Linked DNA regions of Mus musculus: region 2 is linked to region 1. The links are chromatin loops, found by intact Hi-C in ENCODE. Cell type or tissue: gastrocnemius. All regions are shown on one strand. Links, peaks and the distances in the headings refer to the core of each region. The heading gives the core; the rest is flanking DNA.

Region 1 (8,331 bases), core at 90-8,089:
GAGGCCAGGCAGGCCGGGGTAGGAAGGGAAGATGGTAACTTGGAGACAGACAGACCCGGGGGCAGGGAGACACACGGAAGCCGGGACCGTGCCTCTCGGTCGGATGCAGACTCGGGCTTGGTCCCTGGTGGGAAGGAAGAAGGAAGAAGGGAGGGAGGGAGACAGGGGGACAGAGAGACAGACAGAGACCCATTATGAGTTTTTAATCACAGTTTCTTGAGCTTGGACATCTCGTGTTCAGTCTTTCGCAGCTGCAGGAGCTGTGACAGTGGACAACCTTGGACATAACATGTTGTGCCGTTGGGAGTCAGAGACTTAAAGTTTGGTGCTTAGATGAATGGACAGAAATGCAATACAGGCTTTGTGGCTGTTTGGAAAAGCACAGGGCCATACTGCTCTTCACTCTCATCAGCAACTCGTGAGAAGAGGGCTCTGCACGTCTTTGCTAGGTCAGTGTCATGGTTAAGTTTGAATTTTTGCCAAGTTGTGTGTGAAGAAGTTGCTATTTATCATTTTAGTGTTTCTCATAAAGGCAACTTTTTATGTTTGAGGGCCATTTTTAGACATTTTAAGTGACTTTGTGAATGTCTTCTGCCCATTTCTTATCCTCTGAAATTAAACAAAGTTCAAGTTGCCAATTTGGCAGTGTGTCTTTTGATGTGACTCATGCTAACTGCAGGCAAGACAACAGAATTTTTGTGGATTACCCATGAGTTGCACCCTGTAGACACTCTCAATATGCAAGCAGGGCTCTGGGACAGTGATAATAGTAGGAGGTCCTCTGCTGACCTTTCCACAGGGCACCTGCTACTGAGGCCAGCCAGGCCACACCTGCAGCACCGCAAGCCCGATTTACAGATAGATTGTTTTACAGATTCGATGGCTTACTTGTAAAGTACTTTAAGCAGTGCCCGGAACAGGAAGCATTCCATAGATAGAAGATCATAGTCTCAGAATGGTGATGTGATCCCGTGAAAATGCTTTAGCCTAGCACAGTGGAACCTGGAAGTTTAGAAGCATTGGGTGAATCAGTAGGGGATTCAGACTTTTAATTCATCTATTTACCAACTTACCCATTCTTGAACACCCCACAAGGGGAATGAGCCCCATTTTGTTTGTCCGTTTTAATCACTTGTGTCTTTGATATCCCAGAACAAGATGACTGTGTGGAATCAAAGAATGAAGGAACCAGTGATGGACTGGAGAACGAGGCAGAGAAACAGAAAGAAAAATGGCAGACTTCACATTGTAAAAGCCTTTGTCAACTACAGTTTGGCCTTTACCCTGAGCAGAGCAACCCTATGATCCTATTTGTATGTTAAAAAAAACAAAACAAAACAAAACTCAAACCTTCGGCTGGGTGAAGAGTCTACAGGAGAAGGGAAATACTTTGTTACAGGGGAGTGGGGGAGATAGGAGGTTGAATGAAGATACAGGCTAGGGTGGTGCTGGAGAGGAAGTGAGTTAGGGAGAGATCCAGCAGTCACAATGACAATAGAAGATTTGTTGGGTGGAAAGAGGAGAAAGAAGTCTGGAATGTGTCTCTTTGGTTTGAATAGAAGAGAGGTAACTATAATGAAGGTGGCTTTTTAAACTTGGATTTGACCGTGGGTCAGTGTTCATTCTGTGACGACCTGAGTTAGGTTTCTCTATATTCACTGGATCCAGGAGGTGTGGCTCTATCTGGGGTGCTGTAGCAGAGCTGATGAGATGCCAGTGTCTGCGAGTAGAACCCCCTCTGAAGACCAGTTGGCCAGCAGCACAGCTTTGGGAATGACTAACTTTCCCAGGATATCTGATAGGGTGTGCTCAGTGTCATGTAACCACTGACAATAAATGGGATTTTGGTCTTTGAAGGCAAAAATCCTCATCTTGACATCTTCTTTCATGCCCAAGCACCTGCACACCGCGGAGTGTACAATCTCCAATAGTTATCACAGAGAGAGATTATGAAAGAAAATCTAAGGTCAGGCGTGGGGGTCCATGCCTTTAATCCCAGCGCTCAAGAGGCAGGGGTAGGCAAGCTCTGTGAATTTGAGGCCAGCCTTGTCTGTAAAATGGGTTCCAGGATAGCCAAGGCTTATACAGAGGTTTATACAGAGAAACTATGTCTTGAAAAACCACCACCACCAAACAAAAAGAGAAGAAAAAAGAAAAGAAAAGAAAAGAAAAGAAAAGAAAAGGAAAGGAAAGAAAAGAAAAGCAAGCAAGCAAGCACACCTACTATCAAGCAAGTCCCTTACTAGGTTGCTCAGGAAACATGGGAGCAGCACACAGAGTTAGTGCAGAAGGAACTCACAATCTGTGTCTCCAAAGATAGAGAACAGGTGACTTAATCCCCAGACAGTTCAACCAAAGCCCATCTGGAATGATGCCCTCCAAAGTTTGATGACACTAACGGTTTTTTTCTAGAGGTTTTGTGGAATTAAAGGTTGCAAAGTATAGGCTTAAGAGGTTGGGGTAAGACAATCATTTGGACACCTGGGCTCCCACTTTTTCAAGAGAAAAGGATTTTCTCCTGCAGCCATGGTTGTGGTACAAATTCATGAGACTAAGAACTGTGTTCCACAGCTGCCTCCACAGGTTGACGTATCTGTTATAAAGTTTCTCGAACTTTCTACATGATGCCAGTGGATCCCCAGAAGAAGGTTCATCACAGTTAGGAGAGGATGTATTAGAATTCCTTCTCTGATCAGAGCGGTATTTTTTTGGGTTTCAGATATGCATAGTTGAGAGGGTAAAGTAGCCTCAGAAGGCGATGGGGAGCCAATGCAAACAAATTGTAGGATAGTGGTGGAAAGAGAAAACCTTTCTGTGTAGGGCCAAGATATCAGGAGAAGCCAGGCACTGGCTTCGCAGGGAAGAGGGCTGGGGGTAAGAAAGCTAGGAGGGAAAGGATGCGAATGTAACCTCACGTGCAGAGTCAACGTTAGAGATGCGAAGAGAATTGGGAAAGGAGGGACTGGAGATGCCTTCTCCGCCCTGCGGCAAGGGGGTGTGGCCCCGAGAGCGGGAAGGTAGGGACGGGATGGCGCCGGCCGCAGTGGGGGTTCCCCAACTCTTCCTTAGAAGTCTGAGAGCTGCGGAGCTCCGCGGCAGGTTGGCCCGGGCGGAGGAGGAGCGAGGGCGCTGATGGGCGTGGCTGGGCGTGTCTGGGCCGCGCAAGTCAGAGGGCGGCGCTAGGACCCGCAGGCCGCCCCGCCGGCTCCCGGGAGGTTGATAAAGCGGCGGCGGCGTTTGACGTCAGTGGGGAGTTAATTTTAAATCGGTACAAGATGGCGGAGGGGGACGAGGCAGCGCGAAGGCAGCAGCCGCAGCAGGGGCTGAGGCGCCGGCGACAGACCAGCGACTCGAGCGTCGGAGTTAACCACGTCTCGTCTACGACCTCCCTAGGTACGGGCCGGAGGGGCCGAGGCCACGGGGGGCCGGGAGTCGGGGAGGCTGCGGCCGTTCGGGCTGGCGGGCACCGGTCGCCCGCTGGGGTCGAAGACCGCGGCTGGCTGGGCTCGGCTCGGCTCTGGCCGCCGCGGCCGCCCGTTCGCTCGCACGCTCGTTCGCTCGCTCGCAGGGCCTAGCGGCAGCCGCGCCCCACGCTCCGCCGCGCGGCCTGAGAGGGCGGCCCGCGGGCCTCGGCTCTCCCAGCTGCCGGGGGAACGGGCAGCCCGGCCCCCTGCCCGCCGCCGCCGCGTGGCCGCCGCGGTGTCCGCCCCGACCCAAGGGGGCGGCCTTGAGCCGGGGCCACGGGGCCGGGACGCGCGGAGGTCGGCGGGCGGTACGGGATCGGTCACCCGGCGGGCACTCACTGCCCTGGGTGCCTGACGCGGGCCGGGAAGGGAGGGACGAGCGGGACGCGCTGGGCCCCGCGGTGGCGGTGGACGCGGGAACCGCTGGCACCTGGCTGCCAGGTCGCAGAGCTCTCTCCACACACACACCACACACACTCACACACCCTTCCTTCCCGATGGGAGCCGCAGTCCGCAGGCCAGGGCTGGGGCCCGGGCTCAGCTTCAGCTTCACCAGCTCTTGGCTCCGCCGAACCCATTCGCACGAGTTGTGCGTGGATTGGCCAGGGTTGCAAGTGTTGGCTCCGGTTGTCAGACTGGGGTTAGGAGCCCTGGGGCTGCGAGTCATTCGCTTCAGGCTGAGAGTGTCTGGTTTGAAGTCACCTGATCCCGTCGTTCCTGGGTTTTGCTGAATGTGAGCTCCTACTGTATGTGTGTGTACATGGCGCCCCTACCCCGTCGAAGACGCAGTTGCGTTGGCAGCGCGGTGTTGTGTGTTGCTCTCACTCACAGCACCCCTATTTTTAGGAGTGTAGCATTTGATCTTTCACCGTGGTGCGAATTGAACGCACGAAGTCCTTATTGAGAGTTGCGATGGTTAAAGGCGGAAAAGTTTTTCAAAGGCTTAGAAATCGTAAGGGCTTAGGGTTAGATACCTGAGGTCAAGATAAGCGTAGAGTAAACACACCGGGTATGAGATCGCTTTTGTATTTCCTTTTCCACAATCTGATAAAGGCTTTACTGGATAAAATTTAAAACATTTTGATTAAATATTTACCACAGACACTTTATAGAAAACTTTAATTTACATTTCACCATTTATGGTAGCTCTTGGACATATGTCAGAGGTGAGGATAACTTAGAATTTTCGAACGAGAAAAAGAAATGAGGTTTGTTAACCTGTCAACTACAAACTCTTGTCAGAACTGTTTACAGTGGTAGCCCTCTGCCCTTGGAAATACTTCCAGAGAGGCTTTTTAAAAACCTTAGGTGGCTGATTTGTTTTGGAATCCGTGTGTGTGTGTGTGTGTGTGTGTGTGTGTGAGAACAGTTTGAGATGTAGTGTCAACATACTTGATGTATGCAATAGGAAAAGCATAAGTTTGATTCAGTCATGGGTAAGAGCATGTTTTATGCTATTGGACACTGAGAAGAGATGAGAGAGTGTCTTGGGACTATCGCCTTTGGCTACTTTGTGGTTTCTTTCTTCCACCCTTCTCCACCCCTTTCTGCCACACTTTCCACCCCCTAGATAAGAGAGAGGAAAGAGATCCCTGAATAAAGTCAGGGGTGGGAAAGGGGCAACTCTATCGTTAGACTACTTCCTGCTGATTAGGGGTGTCCTTGGGGCAAGTTTGATCTTCGCTGTCAGGATATGTAATTTTTTCTTCTTGTTTCTTCTTTGTGCCCGACTACTTAACAACAACAAAGGACCATCAACCCACACTGCCTCCTTTGGCTCTAGCATTTATATACTGTCAGGAAACTCCACAGAATTCCAACTAACACACAATCACAGAAACTCTGCAGCTGGGAAATCCTGGTCAGTGGCTGTGGACAGTCTGAAGCAGCCCGGTGTCCCACACCTGTGTGGACAGTCTGAAGCAGCCCGGTGTCCCACACCTGTGTGGACAGCCTGAAGCAGCCCCGTGTCCCACACCTGTGTGGACAGTCTGAAGCAGCCCCGTGTCCCACACCTGGGATTCAAGTGAAAACGTAGTCTTAAAATACTTTTGTGTTTCTTACAGAAACCAAAACTCCAAAATTGTCATTATAGACTTGATAAGTAGCGCTCGACTACCATTTGTTAACTGTTCTGCCGTTGCTCATAGATCTCGGCCTTTCATTTGGTGGTCATGTGTGGAAGACTTTCACTTAACAGCCATTCCTATCAAATGACTTCTAAGGCAGGCCCGACACCGCCAGTTTGCTTCTGAGTCACCTGCATTACAAACTAAATTGTGTGCTTGTGTGAACTCATGTAGAAAAAGAAAATACCCCCAAGACATTTCCCTCCGTGTGTGGAAGATCAAACCGAGGGTCTTCCAAACATCAGGCTAAGTGCGCCTGCCTCCAGAGTGGATTTAGGATCCAACACTCCATGGTTGTATGATTGACCTTCTAGTTGATAGGATTCTAGGAGTCTTTCTGTCGGTGCTCAGTCTGTTGGGTGACGTGCTTTGGAAATTCTGTGGACTTTTTACGGGGAGAGGGAGAAGCTGCTGCTTACAGTAAAGGGATTGTTACAGGGAAACAAGGCAGGAGAGAAAATGAGACTGTAGCTGTAGGTGGGCCCCACAACGGTGCACAGGCTTTCAGGATTTTTATTGTTTTGTTTCTTCTTAAATATTTATTTTTAAAAATGTGTGTGTGCTTGCATGTGTTCGTGTATGCTCTGAGTATAGGTGCACACAAAGGCCAGAGGGTCAGATCCCTGGAGAGAGAGTTAGGGGCGGTTGTGAGCCGTTTTATGTGGGTTTGGGAACTGAGTGTGGGTTTGCTGTCTTCACTGAGCCATTTATTTCTACAGCCTTTCTTTTTTAGTGTGGCTTTTAACTTTATGGTAAAATTTCTGATTATTCCCCAAAATAAAATTGTGACACTTTTTCCTAGATAACTAACCTTTCTACAGCTGGAACTGGGCAGCTCCCTAGGGTGACTGAACACCAGCCAGGGTGATACTGCTGGAGTAGAAGACACTTTAACTGTGAGGCACACTGACAGCTCTTGTTTGTGCTCAGTTTCGACATAGGTTTGATGTACAAATGGGAACAAAGCTTTTTCAAGTAAGCTCTCAAAAGCCAGAAATATTAGGTGCAGAAGTAGGAATAACTTTTTAAAATGTTCATTTAATGACTTTATAAGGAGGGTTTTCTCTGGGCAAAGAACAGAGGAACAATTTTTATTCCTTTTCCTTCTCAAGGGCGGTAGCATTCTGATTTTGTAGCCATTTGAGGGTTTTAGATCCCAGGTGTGTTGCTTCAGAGAAGTCGGTCACTTTATTTACGTTTTAACCTTAAGGAAAATAGATTTGGCCACAGAGTAGTTAAACTTCATTTCACAATGAATTCATTTCTGAAGTTTTGTTTCATCTCCTATTCTCTTTTGCCACCGAGATAGGAACCTGAACGCTGGGTGACAGGTCCTATTTGTTACTTAACAAAATACTTTAAAACCCCTGCATTTTATTTCTTAAAGCTCGCTCTTCTGGGGAGGGAGTTCAGTGCTGTTCCCACTGGAGGGCGAGTGTGCTGTCTCTCCAGTTACTGAAGCTTCTCAGTACTTGCTCCATTTCTCACCAGGTTTAGAGGAGGTGAGGGCCATTCGGTGGATTGCCACATATGATTGATTAGATATGGCTGACTGCTGTGGGAGTGAAGTCAGTGGGCTGGGCTTTCTTGTTTGCTTTCCGTGTCGCGCTTAAGATTGACCCATGCCCTTGCCTGCAGAGCCAACCACAGAGCTGTAGTAGCCATACTTCCCTTGAAATGAAAAGTAGGCAGGCCAAGGTGGGGTCTGTGCAAAGAGAAGGCAGTGAAGTAGGCGGCCCTGCCTGTTAGGGGCTGTGAGGGTGGCAGGGTTCTCAAGTAGCTGTTTAGCAGTTTTCACACGATGGTTACATTGTCTATCTCTCTGTTTGTGTATGCACACATCAGATAGGATTTTGTAGTAAATTACTGATTTTTCACCACCCTGGGATAAATGGCTATACAATAGTCGATTTTATGGGCATATGACATTTAAGTCATGAAAGACTAACAATCTGCCACTTTCCCAGTAAGATAATATGCACCTTTAACTAACTTGTCCATGGTTTCCTGGCCAGTACAAGTAGAATAAAGGGGATCTACTTTCTAACTTTAGTTTAATGGAAATTATTTCATAGAACTGCATCTCTGTGACTGAAGCTAGTGTAATCAGTTAGTGGCTGCCCAGATAGCTTACTGTCAGAACTCTAGGTGCACAGACACTCCTGGTGAGAGGTGCTTAGCTGTCTAGGATCTCTAGTTTTGTTTTTTGTTTTTGTTTTTGTTTTTTCTCAAACTTTCCTATTGGGAGCACCATCTTTAACTGTAGAGAGGGATGGTGATGTAGAGGAGAGGCGTGACTGTGACTGAAGCTACCCTCTCTGTATTCATCAGCTCCTTATAAGGCCTTAGTGGGAAGCACATGATAGAGGCTGCTTTTTACTTTAAAAAAATTAACCTTTTTTTTTTTGTTGTTGTTTGTTTGTTTGTTTTTGCGGCAGTGTTTCTCTGTATAGTTTTGGCTGTCCTGGAACTCACTCTGTAGACCATGCTGGCCCCGAACTCAGAAATCCGCCTGCCTCTGCCTCCCAAGTGCGCCACCAGGCCTGGCTTTTTTTTTTTTTTTTTTTTTTTTTTAAATACACTCTAGATTTCATTCCCTTCCCAGTCCACTCTGACTGTTCCCCATCCCCCTACCTCCAGCCCCACCAGACCTCTAAACTCCCTGGGGCTTCCAGTCTCTTGAGGGTTAGGTGCATCTTCTTTGAACCCAGACCTGGCAGTCCTCTGCTGTATGTGTG
Region 2 (8,331 bases), core at 177-8,176, 81 kb before region 1:
TGTACATGAGGGGCCTTTGTGTGAAACTGCCCTTTGACCCTTTGGTTGGCAGAGGAGGAACTCTGAAGCAAAATCAAGTGAGGGGGCTTTTAGTTAAGCCTGGCGATGTTCCCTGCGCAGCCATGTAGGGCGCGTCTCACACGGAAGGAAGACGGGAGCTTGCGTGGGACACAGCCTCACAGAGGAAGAGTCTGCTGGGTCTGGAGACCCCGACACGCTTCCAGGCTCCACCCCGGGCCCCTGCTGTAATTCCAGTCTACTCTTCCTATCCCGCCAGCAATATTTGCCCTGGCTTTCTCTGCTGCTTTCCCGATTTGCTTCCTTTTGCCCTTGCCTAGATTCCACTACATCACCAGGAAAAGGCAGTTAACAGGGACGGAGAAGCAATGGGTAGAAAGAGACGCCATGTGGCTGCAATAGCCAAGTGAAAAGGAAGGAGCTTCACCAACCGTTCCCATTGCTGTGGAAGCGAGGCTTGTGTGACCCAGTCCCTTCACATGTAGTGCCTTAGGGCCTGCACCACTGGCTGAGGCGAGCTATATATCTATCCTCCATGGAGGAAATGGATAGGGTGACAAGATAGTAGGGTTCACCAGACTAAACCCCAGGATGTTTGGCCGGGTCCTCTATCTACTAGGGCAGTTTCTGTGGAAAGGGAAGAGGCAATCCTCTGCCTGTGTTCTAATTCCAACTCTCTCTCTCTCTCTCTCTCTCTCTCTCTCTCTCTCTCTCTCTCTCTCTCTTTCTTTCCCAGGAGGCTCTACATTTGTCACACACAGGGATGAGTTTTAATGGTGGATTCATTTCTTATGATCAGTGCCCTGGGTTATAGCTGGGTGAGACAGAAGCTCTGCCATACCCTAGTCTCTTCACCATGACATCAGCTGTCCCTAGCTGTCCTTATTAGTCCTTGTTTCCTCCTCCTCCTCCTCCTCCTCCTCCTCCTCCTCCTTCTTCCTCTTCTTCCTCTACCTCCTCCTCTTCCTCTTCCTCTTTGTCTTCTTCCTCTACCTCCTCCTCCTCCTCTTATAATTTTTTCATTGGTGTTTAGCCTGTATGTATGTCTGTGTGAGGCTGTTGGACCCCCTGGAACTGTAGTTACAGACAGTTGTGAGCTGGCACGTGAGTGTTGGGAATTGAACCCTCCTCTGGAAGAGCAGTTAACTGCCGCACCATTTCTTCAGCTCCCTGGTTACTCTTTACTGTCAACGTGACACGATCAAGAATCACCTCAGGAGAGACATTGACGGAAGAACTGTTTAGATCGGGTTGGCCTGACTGATGATTGACGTGGAAAGCCTAACCCACATTGTAGAAAATCAACCTGAGGCACACAAGAAAGGTAGGTTGAGCACAAGTTGGGGAGCAAACCAGTAAGTGGAATTTCTCCATGGTTTCTGCTTCAAGTTCCTTCTCTGCTTGAGTTTCTGCCTTAGAAAGTGTAAGCCAAATAAACCTCAAGTTGCTTTTGGTCATGGTATTCATCACAGTAACAGAAAACAAACTAGAGAATGAAATATACAAGAACCTGGCACACAAGAGAGGCTAGATAACTGTAGGGAGTTTTATCCGTGATCCACTATGGTTCTAACACATCGTTATTATTTTTCCCTTTTTAAAGAACAATATATCAAAAGCGGGCTTTAAAAGACTTAAGGATGTCTAGGTTGTATTAGTAACTCTTGTGTGAGTGTGATCAGAACGCCTGATGAGGGAAGATTGGTTTTGGCTCATGGGCTCCGTCTACCATGGTGGAGAACACTTGGCACAGTAGTGGTCTAGGTCCAGGCAGTGGAAGCACGTGCTGGAAGCTGCTCACATCATAGCTGACTAGGGAGCCGAGAGAGTGACAGGAATCAGGACCCAGGAGAACTCTTTGAAGCCCAACCCCCAGTGAGCTGCTGCAGCCAGCTGGGGCCACCCTTTCCTAAAAGTTTTACAGCTCCCCCAGTAACACCATAGTCTGGGGAGCATGGGCTCAAGACATGAACCTGTGGGGACAATTCAGATCCAAACCATAACCAATACGTTCTAATTCATGCACAGACCATTGACAGTTCCCAAGAGCTGTCCTTCCTTCCTGATATCTGTCACCTTCAGATAAAGGGCCATGGCTAAATCTACGAACAGTAAGGGAGACCTTCTTTCTCTTCCACTTTTCTCCTTTGCGTCAAGGGAGTCCACAAACATACTGTGAACCCAAATGAACGTGAAATCTAATAGGGTTTGGCTCCTGGGTGGAATTAGACTATTTTTAGATGAACTATTTAGATGACTATTTTTAATATTGTCCCCACCTGCTTTGCGTTCATATTTTCAATGCTTCCCCGACGCTCCCATTTGTCAATATTCTGTTTTATTTCATTCCAAGCTTCTGTTGAAAGTGTGACGTGAACATGCAGTGCCTTTGGAGTCTTTTGTGTGACCAATTTCTGGCCACAGGCCAACTCACTTATTGGTGAATCTGTTAAGGATTTTAGCTTGCTAATTAACTGTGCCAAACTTCCTGTTTTAAACAGCTCTCTTGTATGCTACCCCCAAAGTAAGATCAGATGGGTTGGCCAGTGCTCCATAAAGACGTCAAAACTTTAAAAAAAAATTAAAAGTATGCTCATGTGTGCCTGTGTTTATGAACATGTGAATGCAGCTGTCCACAGAAGTCAGAGACCAGAGGCATCAGATTTCTTGGAGCTGAAGTTACAGCTGGCTGTGAGCTGCCAGATGTGGGTGTTGGGAACGGAACTCAGGCCCTCTGCAAGAGCAGCAAGTGCTCTTAACCACTGAGCCATCCTTCCAGTCCCGGTAGAAAATGGAGGGGAGGCGGTAACTTAGGCCTTTGGTGGCACTTTGTCTCCCTTTCTGTATCCCTTGACCCTTGGCCACCAAGGTCATCGTACTGCCTCCTGAATGTCCCCAGGCTCTTCTCTCTGACACCGCACACACTGCCTTACCAAGATACTATTTTCAAGTTGAATTGTGGGGAAATGGCAGGTTTAACTCACAAGGAGGGGAGAAGGGTTTAGATGACCATTTAGAGACATTGGCAGACTGTCCAGAGCAAAATATTAGGAAGACAAAGAGACGTGTGAGGGATTCCAGCTGTGCGGGGCTGGTCCTGGAGACCTACTCATTCCTATTCAATTGTTCACCTGGATGAGCTAAGTAAGGCAGAGACACATTATAACTGGGGTAGTCAGAGCCCTCCAAATGCTTACAGGGGCCAAGCCCAACCACAGTGTTCCTCTACCAGAAGTGTTAAACACCGGGCACTTCCTGCAGTGTCCCTTCTGCCTTGAAAGAACTGCTCCCACATTGCTCCCCCCACCTCACTCAGTTTTGGGGGGCTGTGTCCAAAGGAAAAACTTTAATGGTACTACCTGCATTTTCATCTAATTCTGTCCCTACTTCTTGGCACTCATCTGTAAATCTGATCAACAGCCTGAGGATCCAGAACACATCTTCCTCCGTACCACTGTCTCTAAAACTGATCTTTCCTCTGCTCGAAATGCTTTCTCTTATTGTGGTGTCTCATTCTTCCTTTACAGTATTTTACACGCACGCACACACGCTCGGGCGCGCACACACATTCATGCACACACTTGCTTAGGGCTGACTGCTTGGGATTGGATAACCTAACTAGGGGGTGTGGCTTATCCCCGGAGTAGCCTGATTCTCCTTCTCTTAGCTCCATTAATTGTAGCTCTTCGTTTAGGGGTGAGGCCTGGTGAAATTTACTCTACCCTTGTTGCCATGCCAACTGATATTGCCATGATGCAGGTCTTGTTTAGGCAGCTATATGATTGAGGTTTCATGGCTGCACGGTTCCTGTAATGTGGAGAAGACAGCATCTCATAGCAGGCATCCTGGGACTCTGGTTCTTGCAATTGTTCTGACCCCTCTTTTGTAAGTTCCCCTATCCTTAGAGGAGGGGTTGCGGTTGGGGGTTTTGACCAGCTGTGGATCTTTGTAATCAGCTCCATCTAGTGTAAAAAAGGCTTCTTTGATGAGGAGAGCTGTACTTATTTGTGATATAAGAGAAAGTATTTAGACTACAGTTAGAAATTCTACTGGCTTAGGAGAATGACAGTACTAGGTTATTTTTTGTTGTGTCCGGCCAGCAGACCACAACCTGGGTTCTAGCCTGGAAAGGCATTTTGGAAACCTGGAAGAGAAGAGGGGCTAGGTGGCGAGAGAAAGAAATGTAGCCAAGACAGTTATTCTGATCAAAGCTCGAATTTTACTAGTTCCGACATTTCAGTTATAAAGGAAGGGGGAGGGAACCCGATTCTCGCCGAATAATCTCGGGTCCAGTAGTAGGATGAGCATGTGGTGACACCAACAGCAAAGCGCCAGGTTCCAGCAGTGGGCGTGGCAGAACGAATGAGCAGGAAGCTCCACCCCTGAGCAAGCAGGTTTCAGGCTGGGGGAGGGGAGACTACAATTTTTTATCCTTGGTACTTAATGGAGTTGATGCTGATGGAATGAAAGAAGGCAATTTGCCTTGTGCCCAGACCAACACTTAATAAGCAGTATGACCCCACTATTTCCAGGTGAGCTTAGTGACTCGGAGTCACTGGAACTACATGGGTGGTATCACACCCTGACACAGAGATGGTAACTTGTTGCTCTGCTCCCAGATGCGCGCGCTCTCTCTCTCTGTCTCTCTCTCTCTCTCTCTCTCTCTCTCACACACACACACACACACACACACACACACCCCAAAGCCTCCTCTGGCCACTCCCGTGGAAGAGCAACAGCTCACGTCTGCAATCCTTGTTTTCCTCCTGCCTGGATTTCCTTTCCTTTTGCCTCGTGGCCACTGAATATCCCACATCCCACGCACTGCCTGTCTGTCTCTTACCACTGAAACATAACTTCCACCAGTGCAGAGATCTTCTGTTTTGTTTCATGCTGCATGGCTAGTGCCTGGGTACAATTCCCAAAGCATAGTAGGTGCTTGCATATATGAACTGAATGAATGAATGAATGTGCTCAGAGAATAATTTGTGTCAAAGGAAGACAATGCCACGCATTCAGGATTCTCTCTCTCTCTGAATCTGGTTTTTCAAGACAGGGTTTCTCTGTAGAGTTAGGATTAATTCTCAGTGTCATAGAACTCATTAAATAATATCCTGGGCATGGCAGTCCAAGATGATTATTCAGGCAGAGACAGAGGCAGGGGCAGGAGTAGGGGCACAAAGGGGTGGGGCAGAAGCCAGCAGTTCGAGGTTGTCCTAGGCTATGTAGCGAGTTTAAGGTCATAATGGGTTGCATAATACTTTGTTTAAAAAGAAAGAAAGAGAGAAAGAAAGAAAGAGAGAGAAAGAAAGAAGAAAGAGAGAGAGAGAGGGAGGGAGGGAGGGAGGAAGGAAGGAAGGAAGGAAGGAAGGAAGGAAGGAAGGAAGGAAGGAAGAAGTACCATCAGGGAGCAGCGCTCACAAGGTGAACAGCGATGTTTGAAAGGGTTGGTGAGATGGTGGCCCAGTGGGTGAAGGCAATTTACGTCAAGCCTGACGATTTGTTTGCTCCCCAGAAGAGAAGTGACTTTTCCATGTTGTCCTCTGACCCCACATGTGCTCTGTGGGACATTCAGGTGCACAGACTCACACATACATAAATAAATATACGGAATGGAAATGTTACAGGCAAGGGTGGCTTAGAGAGTTCCTTAGCAGGACCACAACCCTCCTCATCTTCCAGCAATATTAAAAAAACATGTTTTCCTGTGCCTGCGATAGACGACCAGAGTGAACAAAGAAAAATGAATTCTAATAACTCAGATCTCTCTCTCTGCCACTCCAGTGTAGCAGCTGCTAGCAGCCGATCTTCACTGTGCTGAAATCTTTAAAACCAACTGCATGGAGTTGGAAAGACAAACTACAAGCTAGGTTTGTATTTTAAGAAGCATTTGTAAAGGTTACAGCACCAGTTCACAGAGCATCAGCCCAGACTCACAAGAGAGTCTTGCAGGTACCTGTGGACCTGGGTCTCTTCTTGGACTCCCATCTAGCTCCAGGGTGGGGACGAGTTACCTCCTCCCCTTGGGCCTAGTTTTGATTGGCAGGGTAGGGAGGGAGTTTATGAGGCCGATTTCCTAGTCTTTCTGACACTCACAATGTGTTCTGTGACTATGTGTTTTGACAGAGGTTTTCAATTTGTCCTGATTAACAATCAGGCTCAATTAAACAGGATATTAAATGACTTGACTGTCCTGGATAATTGGGTCTTGACTCCAAGGTTTTGTTTTGTTTTTAATTATATTATAAACATTTTTTTTTTAGTGTGTGTGTGTGTGTGTGTGTTTATTCCTACAAGGAAAGTAAGAGCATGCCACTGTAACAGCTATGTTTAGCTAGAAGAATTTACTTAAGGTAGAGTTTCCCAAGTATTTTAAACAGTGACTCAGAGCTTTAAAAAGTCAACTTTCACGAGGTGGTGAGAGGCCTCAACCAGGAGGTGCCTGCCTTGCAAAGAGTGAAGGCCTGGGTTTGATAAGGAAATTGTGGTAAAAACTTGGGCTTGGGATCTCAAGCTTGTTATCCCAGTGAGGGAGACAGAAGCCTGAGGACCCCTGGATTCGGATGGTATCCAGTCCAGCCTAACGCTCAAGCTCCAGGCCAAGGAGAGACCCTGTCTCAGAAATTAGGTAGGTGGCGTTTCTGCAGATGATACCCAGCCTTGTCCTACACACACACACACACACACACACACACACACACACACACACACAGAGACACACTCACAAACAGACACACACACAAACAGACACAGACACAGAGACACACACACAGACACACACACAGAGACACACACACAGACACACACACACAAACAGACACAGACACACACACACACACAGAGAGACACACACAAACAGACACAGACACACACACACTCACACACACAGACACACACACATACAGACACACACAGACACACACACAAACAGACACAGACACACATACACACAAACAGACACAGACACACACACACTCACACAGACACACACACTCACACACACACTCACACACACACACAAACAGACACAGACACACACACACTCACACACACAGACACACACACACAGACACACACACACTCACACACACACACAAACAGACACACACACACACACACAAACAGACACAGACACACACACACTCACACACACACACACACACACACACACTCTAAAAAACAGTTGGAAACTGTTAGTAGATTTCATGTATGCTGTTCACACAGAAAGTTGCCAGGCAATGCGAATGCTAATTAAATTAATCAAAATAGCTGAGCATCCTGGTGCAGGCCTTTAATGCTGGCACTGGGGAGGCAGAGGCAGGTGGATCTCTGAGTTCAAGGCCAGTCTGGTCTATAGAGAAAGTTCCAGTATAGCCAAGACTACACAGGGAAACTCTCAAAAATCTGAAAAAAAATTTGAGCATACTTATTAAAAAAAATGCCATCCCTGATAAATTTAAACAATTACTGTCAAATAATAAAGAAATACAAAACCAAAATGAATACATAAATTATTTAGTGAGAAATATAGTTGTGTCAACTGAATGAATTAGTATTTTATACTCCACACTCCAGGTGCTCGATATTTTCAGCAACTCTCGTTCTGGGGTAAAGTGGAATTGCCCAATGCAAACTGAAGAACAGGCGCTCATTTCTTCAAGACAGCCAATAAGAACTAGCTTTGCACCAGGCAGAGTAGTGCATGACTGCAATCCTAGCTCGGAGGCAGAGGCAGGAGGATTGTGACGTTGCAGTTAATCTGGGCTACATGCAAGATCCTATCCTGGGGAAAAAAATAGAGGAGTCCCTCTACCAACCCAAACCAATTAGACAAAGTGTTAAAGCCTTCGCTGACTGGAGAAAGGTGACCCAGGGGTTGGTAATAATGAAGGGAAAGGCAAGCAGGAAGTCCTGGGCAAAGTAACTTGGTGGGAGGGGTTGAGGAGGCAAGACCGTAAATCAACCAACTCCTTCCCAAGGAAGCCTGCTAGGGAAAACCAGTTTATCTAGACTGCTCCATAATGTGGCTCAGGTCCCTTAAGTTGTTATAAACTGGTCATGGCTTGAGTACAAGCAATGGTTCTTTTGAGCACACTTGGGAGAATTTTTGCCAATTCTGTGCAAAAGGCAAGTGTAAGAATGTTATTTTTAGTTTGTTTCTAATAACTGAAAAAGTCCACAAATAGCGCGAGAACTGGTGGTGGTACACGTAAAGTGGGATCCTCTGGAGCTGAGAGTGCATAGATTGCGACCCCACACGTCCACATGAGCACATTTCATTATGCCACTGAGCAGCACCGGGCTGAGGCAAGG

Evidence for each region. Peaks named below come from ENCODE experiments on the same cell type or tissue, not always from the same donor. Only the 100,000 strongest peaks of a DNase experiment are listed, where the experiment ranks them.
Region 2: it touches region 1 in a loop (2.5-fold over the local background); 4 of 42 quality-filtered maps call a loop at or near these places.

The regions. Positions count from the first base shown.
Region 1 is chr17:79,890,971-79,899,301 of GRCm38, reverse strand. Atl2 (atlastin GTPase 2) reads left to right here and starts at 3,179. Exons shown (of 13, transcript NM_019717.3): 1 at 3,179-3,393. The coding sequence starts at 3,276. It overlaps Gm41625 (a long non-coding RNA gene), which reads left to right. Exons shown (of 4, transcript XR_876985.3): 3 at 242-449; 4 at 1,153-1,213. In gastrocnemius, for the core only: CTCF peaks have their summits at 3,733 and 7,009; DNase peaks (open chromatin) are centred at 3,185 and 3,968; H3K4me3 peaks cover 5,345 bases; H3K27ac peaks cover 5,563 bases.
Region 2 is chr17:79,971,611-79,979,941 of GRCm38, reverse strand. It overlaps Gm41625 (a long non-coding RNA gene), which reads left to right. Exons shown (of 4, transcript XR_876985.3): 2 at 1,185-1,342. Among named protein-coding and RNA genes, the nearest start is that of Gm41625, 5.9 kb to the left of the region's middle. In gastrocnemius, for the core only: no CTCF peak of the experiment used is centred there; DNase peaks (open chromatin) are centred at 2,438 and 4,365; H3K4me3 peaks cover 616 bases; H3K27ac peaks cover 5,159 bases.